Linked DNA regions of Homo sapiens: region 1 is linked to region 2. Evidence: chromatin contacts called from ENCODE Hi-C or POLR2A ChIA-PET data. All regions are on one chromosome and are shown on one strand. The core of a region is the stretch at or near the end of the contact, and the rest is flanking DNA. Distances in the headings are between cores, read along the strand shown. Region 1 has its middle 37 kb from the start of ZBTB38. Region 2 holds the start of ZBTB38 (zinc finger and BTB domain containing 38).

The links. A loop is a pair of places that touch in the nucleus more often than their neighbours do. ChIA-PET counts read pairs that join two places held with the same protein, here RNA polymerase II (POLR2A). Pooled maps may share reads with other maps.
Region 1: a map of endothelial cell of umbilical vein shows a loop between it and region 2 (4-fold over the local background). The contact joins the enhancer-like site here to the promoter of ZBTB38 in region 2. A Hi-C loop is called at or near these places in 6 of 168 maps with a recorded cell type or tissue (Caco-2, GM12878, HepG2 and 3 more), 25 of 37 single-sample maps with no recorded cell type and 9 of 50 pooled maps. POLR2A ChIA-PET finds 5 or more read pairs at or near these places in 9 of 52 experiments (A549, AG04449, AG04450 and 6 more).

Annotation. Positions count from the first base shown.
Region 1 is chr3:141,329,530-141,333,252 of GRCh38, reverse strand. It overlaps a transcript of ZBTB38 not described here. Among named protein-coding and RNA genes, the nearest start is that of ZBTB38, 37 kb to the left of the region's middle. Within about 2 kb of position 1,478, at least 8 of the 41 ENCODE cell types and tissues checked have a DNase peak (open chromatin) inside an H3K27ac peak, as active enhancers do; they include GM12878 and endothelial cell of umbilical vein, where a contact is called at or near this core.
Region 2 is chr3:141,367,124-141,370,808 of GRCh38, reverse strand. It overlaps ZBTB38 (zinc finger and BTB domain containing 38), which reads right to left and starts at 2,305. Exons shown (of 6, transcript NM_001376113.1): 1 at 2,005-2,305; 2 at 863-937. RefSeq lists enhancers at 1,179-1,954, 2,409-2,638, 1,704-2,903, 2,731-3,506.

The DNA.
Region 1 (3,723 bases), core at 229-2,728, 37 kb after region 2:
CCAGTCCCCTATTAACTGAGCCAGTTGGCATTGGCTTCTGTCTCCTGTATCCGAACAAGGCTTTACCGGAGCAAACAATGAGTCTGGGCTTTACACTGTCCCCTGGGGCCCTCAAAGGCCTGCTAAGGATTTTACAAAGGAGCCAGATCTCCAACCCCTTGTAGAACTCACTGTGGAGCTTCAATCACTTGTGACCTCTTGAGACCCAAAATGCAAACTTCTAGAATTTAGATGGTCTTGGCAAGTTCATTGTTTAAGAAACCCCTTTCTACAGGACAGGTATTTTTTTCCTGGTGCCATGTAAAATGCCCACACTTGTTCTGTATCCTTCCTTTTCTGATGAGTTCTCTGTGCCACTGAATGTCGGGTATGAATTTCCCCTAGTTTATCAATTAGGTGTAGAAACAATAACAATAGTTTCCAGTAGTTTTCAAATTTTCAGCACAGAATCTTTTTTCTTAAGCTAATGTTACTTGAAACCTCAGTACAGAAGATATATAAGCAGAGCTGCCCTCTGGGTTTCTTCTTTCGGCATCCCTCCCCCACTCCATCTGCAGGCTCTTCTAGAAGCCAAGGGCGCCAGGAACAAGCATTCAGGGCATTGCTCAGGGCGGCAGATCGTTTCATCCTTATCTACAGCAAATATCATGGAGCACCCATTACATATTATAGCCCCTGACAAGCTCTGGAAATACAGCAAAGTACAAGACACATCCCCAACATAAAGGAGAGGTGGCCGGGTGAGAGCCTGTGCCAAGTTTGGAGGTGCAGCTAGGGCTGCAGGGCTCAGAGCTGAGAGGAGTTGCCAGGTGCTAGAGTAGTTGGGGAAGGGGCCACTGCCACCCAGTATGTGGGACTAGAGCAGAATTTCAATAGGTTTACATAAAAAGAGAAGGGGTGTGTAGACAAGACACAGACAAGAGGAGAAATGTGAGCAAGGGTGGAACTGTCTGGGTGCACTCAGGGAATGGCCAGCTGATGAATTTGGTTGGAGTAGCAGGGCATTCTCAATGGGAAAATAGGAAGGGGCCAGAATTTGAATGACAGGCTAGGAAAATTCAACTCATTTCAGAGGCCATCAAGAGCCCTGAATGATTCAACTTAGGAAAAAAGTATTAGGATGAAAAACAAGATAAGCACAAAAATGAGACATCAAGCTGCTCAGTTATGGTGTTTGACGTGGATCTGCAGGAAAGGCCAAGGGTCAGAAAAAGAAACGTTGGTGACACAATTCCCCGCTGCTGACCCTCTTCCCCAAAGGGTCACACGTCTTCCAGACTGAAGGCAAGTGCATTATCTTCCACTTATTTGTCAGGCATCAGAAAGCACAGTGACTCATTTGAAGTCCCCAGCCGAGGACTCCCAGGGGCCCTGACTCACAGGCCTTCCCAGAAGAATCCTGTCCAAGCACAGATGCATGATCACCAGACACTTGTTCATCGGCTGGTGAAAGCAGCTTCCTGGCTCGGTCAGCGCTTCTCAGATCTTTCCTCTTCTGCTCAAACCCATGAATGGGAAACACCTTAACTCTCTCCCAGCCTCAGGCTCAGCCTCAGCTTACTATGACACACTTGCAGCCTAAGGAATACAGAGAAGAATGGCCCCATGTTGAAGTCTCTCCTAAAACCAGCAAAGTGAACACAAACACCTACACAAAAATACAGTAATTCCTTCTCATTTGTGTGTGAGCAATAAAAAAAAAACAAAAAACAAAAAACAACCCAAACACAGTCATTCTTGAAGCAGGCATAAACATCAGTGCTGTACAGGTGAAAGCTGTACTCAGGCTACAGACTTCCATGGGGACGACAGTGTAAGACATTCCCTCACTGGACACAATTTGATGGTGACATATTAGGGCTAGCCAGCTCTGTCTCTGTCTCTCTCTCCTACATAATCAGTAGCCTGAATTTGTCCAGTAGTTGCCTAGAGTGAAATAGATTCTCCAGGTGGGAACATAACCAAGGACTTTGCCCAATCACCCCAGAGCTCTTAGGCATGTTATTCCATAAGGTACACGTTCACCTGTGTCACACATTGCATAGTGCATGCTTCAACAGAAGAGTAAATGAGATATTTAGAGTTGATGTCATGACTCATGAGATGGAGTTGGAATTGAAGATCTTATAAGCAAAAGTTCAAAGAGATGCTGCTAGTAATAATATTTGAGCTGACAGAGGAACTCTACATATATCTTCTCTTTGATCATTATAAGGATCTGGAGACATGGGGAAAGTACATGTCTGTTTTCTGTTGCTTATAACAGAATACTTAAAACTGGGTATTTTATAAGGAAAGAAATGTATTTCCTTTAGTTATGGAGGCCAGGAAGTTCCAGGTTGAGGGGTCACATCTGGTGAGAGCCTTCTTGCTGGTGGGGACTCTCTGCAGAGTCCTGGGGTAGCACAAGGCATCGCATGGCGAGGTTCTCTTCCTCTTCTTGTAAAACCACCAGTTCCCCTCCTGTGATAACCCTTTAACCATTAATCCATGAATGGATTAATCCACTTTTGAGGGCAGAGCCCTCATGATTCAATCAACTCTTAAAGGCCTCACCTCTCAATACTGCCCCATTGGGGATTAAGTTTCCACGTGAATTTTGAGGGGAGCATTCAAACCACAGCAGTGCATTTGGGCAGGGTGGCAAGAACAGAAGCATAAAGAGTCTGAGTGTCTGACACAAGGTCCCTGAACAAGGGAGGGCCTGAACACCCTCTCATCCTGGTCCTCTGGTTTCAGAGGCTGTGTTCTTTCCAACAACTCCACAGGGTGGCTGAGAATGACATCATCAGAAAAGGGACACAGAGGGACAAAGACAGCCACCGTACATCCCCCATCAGTGGAGGAAGGCTTTCTGGTGAGTGGGTTGCAATGGACTTGCTAGCACCTTGCTCAGAATTTCCAGGAATCTGTTCCCAAGGCTCTGGGGGGCAAAGGCAGAGGACGTTCCATGGTACCCTTAGTCAGGAGAGCGCATTAATTGCAGCTGCAGCCAGTGACCCAGCACTGATGAGAAAGCTGTCAGCTGAAAGCTGGACCAGACACACTCCCTGAGGCCACTGGCTATAGTCAACACTGGACACGTACACCTCCCAGTGCCCATCATGACTCCAGAGGAAGGAACTCTTCAAAGAACCTCCTGGTGACTGTGCCACCTTTCTTCCACAATAAATATGTCATCTCTCCTTCATTATTTTATATATATAAAATACATGCATACATAAATAAATGTATATAAATTATATGTGATATATATATACAATATATGTAGATATATAAATTTTTTTATAGAGGCAAGGTCTCACTATGTTGCCCAGGCTAGTCTTGAACTCTTGGGCTCAAGCAATCCACCCACCTTGGCCTCCCAAAGTGCTGGGATTACAGGCGTGAGCCACCGTGCCTCACCACCCTTCATTATTTTTCTATTCCAACGAGTTTTCTAAAATTTTCTAATTAAAAAAAAATCCAAACAGTACCAAAAGCTGTACAATGAAAAGCAATAGAGGTTGAAATATAGGATTCTAGTTATTGACACATAAATGTAATGCAGTATCTGGAAACTTCCATTTTACAAGATGAGAAAATTAACCTTCCATTTCTGCTCTCCTCCCCTGTCCCTAACCTCTGGGTCCCTTAATATCACTGCTACATGGCACCACGTTTTATAACTTGTATGTCTTGCCCTAGAAATATAATTCTTTGTGCTTATATACGTTGATTGTT
Region 2 (3,685 bases), core at 1,056-3,555:
AGATCCAGGAAGAAGAGAAAGCCAGTATAGTCCTAGACCAAGAGGATCCTGAGAGGAAAAATAAGTAAAAGGAAATAAGGAAAATGTCCTTCATGGTTCACTGGCCATGGGCAACATGATGCTTAGGGTCATAATGGACAGAGGTGTTGAGAAATCTCATCCATTGCATCTTGCCCTCATGGCCAGATGTTACCTAAGAGTGTCAGTCAGGAAAACCTAAATGTGGATAATTGTTTACTTCTCCCACTGTTTCTATGCAACTTTATCCTTGAGTATCTCCAAGTTTCTTTTATGTGCTGTGCCAGAGAGAACTACCTCTTCTTCAGAAACCCCTCCAGAGCTGTCACTGCTAAGTGGCTGCTCCACCAAGGACTACATTTCCCAGACTCCTCTGTGGTTAGCTGTGGTCATGTGATGGAGTTTTAGCCAATGGAATGTGAGTAGAAGTAACACGCACCACTTCTAGGCAGAGCCCATAAAAAACTCCCATGTGCACTTTTTCATGCTCTTTTCTTACTGCACTGAGGAGTGGAGACACCCCTAGGCGACCTTGAAAACCACATGCTGCAGAAGGCAAAGCCCCTCTCTACCTGTGTCTCTGAATGAATGCATGAAAGACAGTTGCCCCACTGACCTGTACTGTTACATGAGCAAGAAATAAACTATTGTGTTTGAGCCATTATAGATTTGGGGTTCTATTATAACAATTAGCCTATCCTAATATCCTTTTTAATATAGCTGTAATCATTGTGTACAGAAATCTCTGTGCCCTTTCCCCTTTTCTTTGAATCTTACCACAAACTAAAAAAGGAGAATTGGGAGACTTAAATTTAAGTAGCTGTTGGGGACAAATGACACTTACCAAATTAGTGGTCACAACATTCAGATCTTAGAGCCAGAAGAACAGGACTACAGCAGAGCCTCACTTCAAGACAACCTAATATATTAAAGTAAAACAAAAAGTAAAACATAAGGCCTATAAAACAGATATTTTAGTGTGTGATAGTTAATTTCCAAAGGGAGTTGTCCATTTACAAAGGAATATGCCACTGTTTTCCAGTAAATGACAAGCTTCCTTACTGCCTTTAAAATGAGACTTACGCCTCCCCGCTCCCAGTCATTTTAACATAGAATTTCTGAAGAACAGATCTCCCCTGGTACGTCAGCTATACGAAGACTAGATGCTGACTCAGGGGATGACTTAGAAGCCGGGAAAATCAGGGTATGATTTCTATGCCTACGTGCTGTTCTCATGTATGTGTCAAAACTTTTCTCTTGGGAACTTAACTTTCTTGGGTAGGAACTTCCAGAGGTCGTGAAATTATAGGCTTTGTAAAGAACTATGAGTTTTTAGACAAAGTTAAAACAGACACATTGTGTCTTTGTGCTTAATATCATCCCAGATACGATGGCACAAGTAGGAATGAAAATAAGTCCTCTGTAAACAGGGCGATAAGATAATGGAGGTTCATACACAGAACAATCAGAAACGTGCTCAGTAAAGGCAGCACAATTATGTACATCTTTTTACCAGGGCTGTCATATTTTACCAGGTTAAGTGTGAAAATACCATTTGATGGCACAGGACACGTATTTGCCTAGAACAGGGTTTATTTTTATGTCTGATCGCTCAGTATAAGATCTAGGAAGCAAACAATCCAGAACTCTGAACAAACATTCTGACAGCCTGAAACGGAATACTCAGGTGAGGGGAGGAAGAGGAGGCAAAACAAGAGGGTTGACAGGGAAAGGCATCAGTTGGGCTGTTCTCCCCAGGGTTTCCGTCTTAGTATTGTTTTTTTTTTTTTTTTTTGCATTCTTTTCTGATCCTGTGGAGAGAGATATCAGATCCCTTTGGGGCCGTATTTAGAGGGTCTCCCAAATGCAGTCCCTACTCCCAACTCTGGGCTGGGGCTTGGCAAGCTGTAGGCGTCAGGGAACAAGATGGCGCCCTACGGTGAAGGGCGCTGAGTGAGGGGGGGCCAAAAGTGGGCCTTCACTTACTCGGAGGCGCTGGCTCCTCTGAAACCCAGACGCTGTCAACTCCCTGGGCCCAGGAGTCACAACCGCTTTCGTGCTCTGGGTTCTTCACTTCTTGTGATCAGCTCCACATATTTTTCTGATGATGTCACCCATTCTGACTTCCTACATTTTGAAAGTTGATCTACAAGTAAAATCTTTCGTGAGGCTTAAAAAAAAGAAGAAAAGAAATAAAAGGTGTGCTATAGGGAGATGGAGAGGAAGAGAAAGGCCGTTGCCTCTTTATTTTGAGATTTGCTGCAGCTGCGAGTGCCACTCCCCAACTAGTTTCCTGGCTTCAGAGGGAGGCCAGTGGCCGGGCGTGGGTGACGTCAGGGCCAGGCCTGAGTCATCGCCAGCAGCCCGGGCCGGGCTGCCCTGCCACTCGGAAGGGGACAAAAGGAACCTTTGATGTCCAGAGGCCCTCCTCTCAGCACACTCGCCGGCACAGACCAGCAGGCCAGGAGAACATTCCTGCCGTCTCCCCACCCCCAGCCGCCCTTCCTACTTCCGGAACAGCCCCAGACAGATTCAACAAGGCCTCCCCAAAGGACATCACCCTCCTGCATGGCAGAGGCATGGCCGTGCTCTGTCAGAGAAGCAGGGAAGAAGAAGAGGGTGTTTCCCTGGGGACCTCTCACTGCCCCTCTGCCATCCCCCTTCTTCTGTGTGGTGCCCACCTTACTCAAGGAGTTGCAGTGGTATTGAAAGAGATGCGGAAAGGTGGAAGGCACTTTTGTCACCATCCCCGGGCAGCTCCTGGTGGTCAGTGTCTATTCTCCTCTGCCTCTGTGCTGTGGCCCTGGGCTTCGCTCCCTACCCTGGGTGCCAACATGAACTAGCTCTTCCTGGATTTAAGACATGACCACTCTTTAAAGGGGATATTTATATCTCAGTGCCTGGCATGAGGCTTGGTAATTATATGATGAATTAAGGAATGATAATTGTAAAATAAAATAGTAGAGGACACATATTAAATACTTAGAGTGAACATTCAAGCCTCTGTGCTTTATGAAGATTATTTCATTTATTGGTATTATCACAACAAAAAAGCTGTGAGGTAGGTACTATTAATATTCCTAATGCTATAGAGAAAGAAATGGATGCTCAGAGAGGTTAAGACACTTCTCTAAAGCCTCACAGCTAGTTAGTTCATGGCAGAGCCTGGATCATCTAATCTCACATCCTGTTTTCTTAATCACGGTGCTGAGTGGCTGGAGTGAATGAAGGAATATTGACCAAGGGCAACCTGGCCAGGAGAAAAGAGACAAAGATGGGACTTGAAACCACATCCTACAAGGAAACAATGAAACAATTAGGAATGTTCTGGCAACATGGGCCTCATGCCTTCTTACTGCGTCAACACCAGGTCTGAGGTTTGGCAAGTGGGTGGCTTACTCAGCGTAGCCAGGAGGGCGAATCAGTCATCAGGTTCAAGTGGGGATGAGAAACTAGGGAGGTCGGATGGACGCAAGCCTGTGGCATGTGGTAGATGCAAAATCCGAGAGCCACGGGGTACAGAGTACCTCGGCGGGAGCCAGAGTCCACGCTTGTCTTTGTTGCCTTCTGGCCTCATGGATGTAGGTGGGAGGGTCAGTCCATCTGGGGTGGACAAGAAGGCTACAGGAAGAAGGACATGACGGCACTCTCAAAGATTCCAGACTCA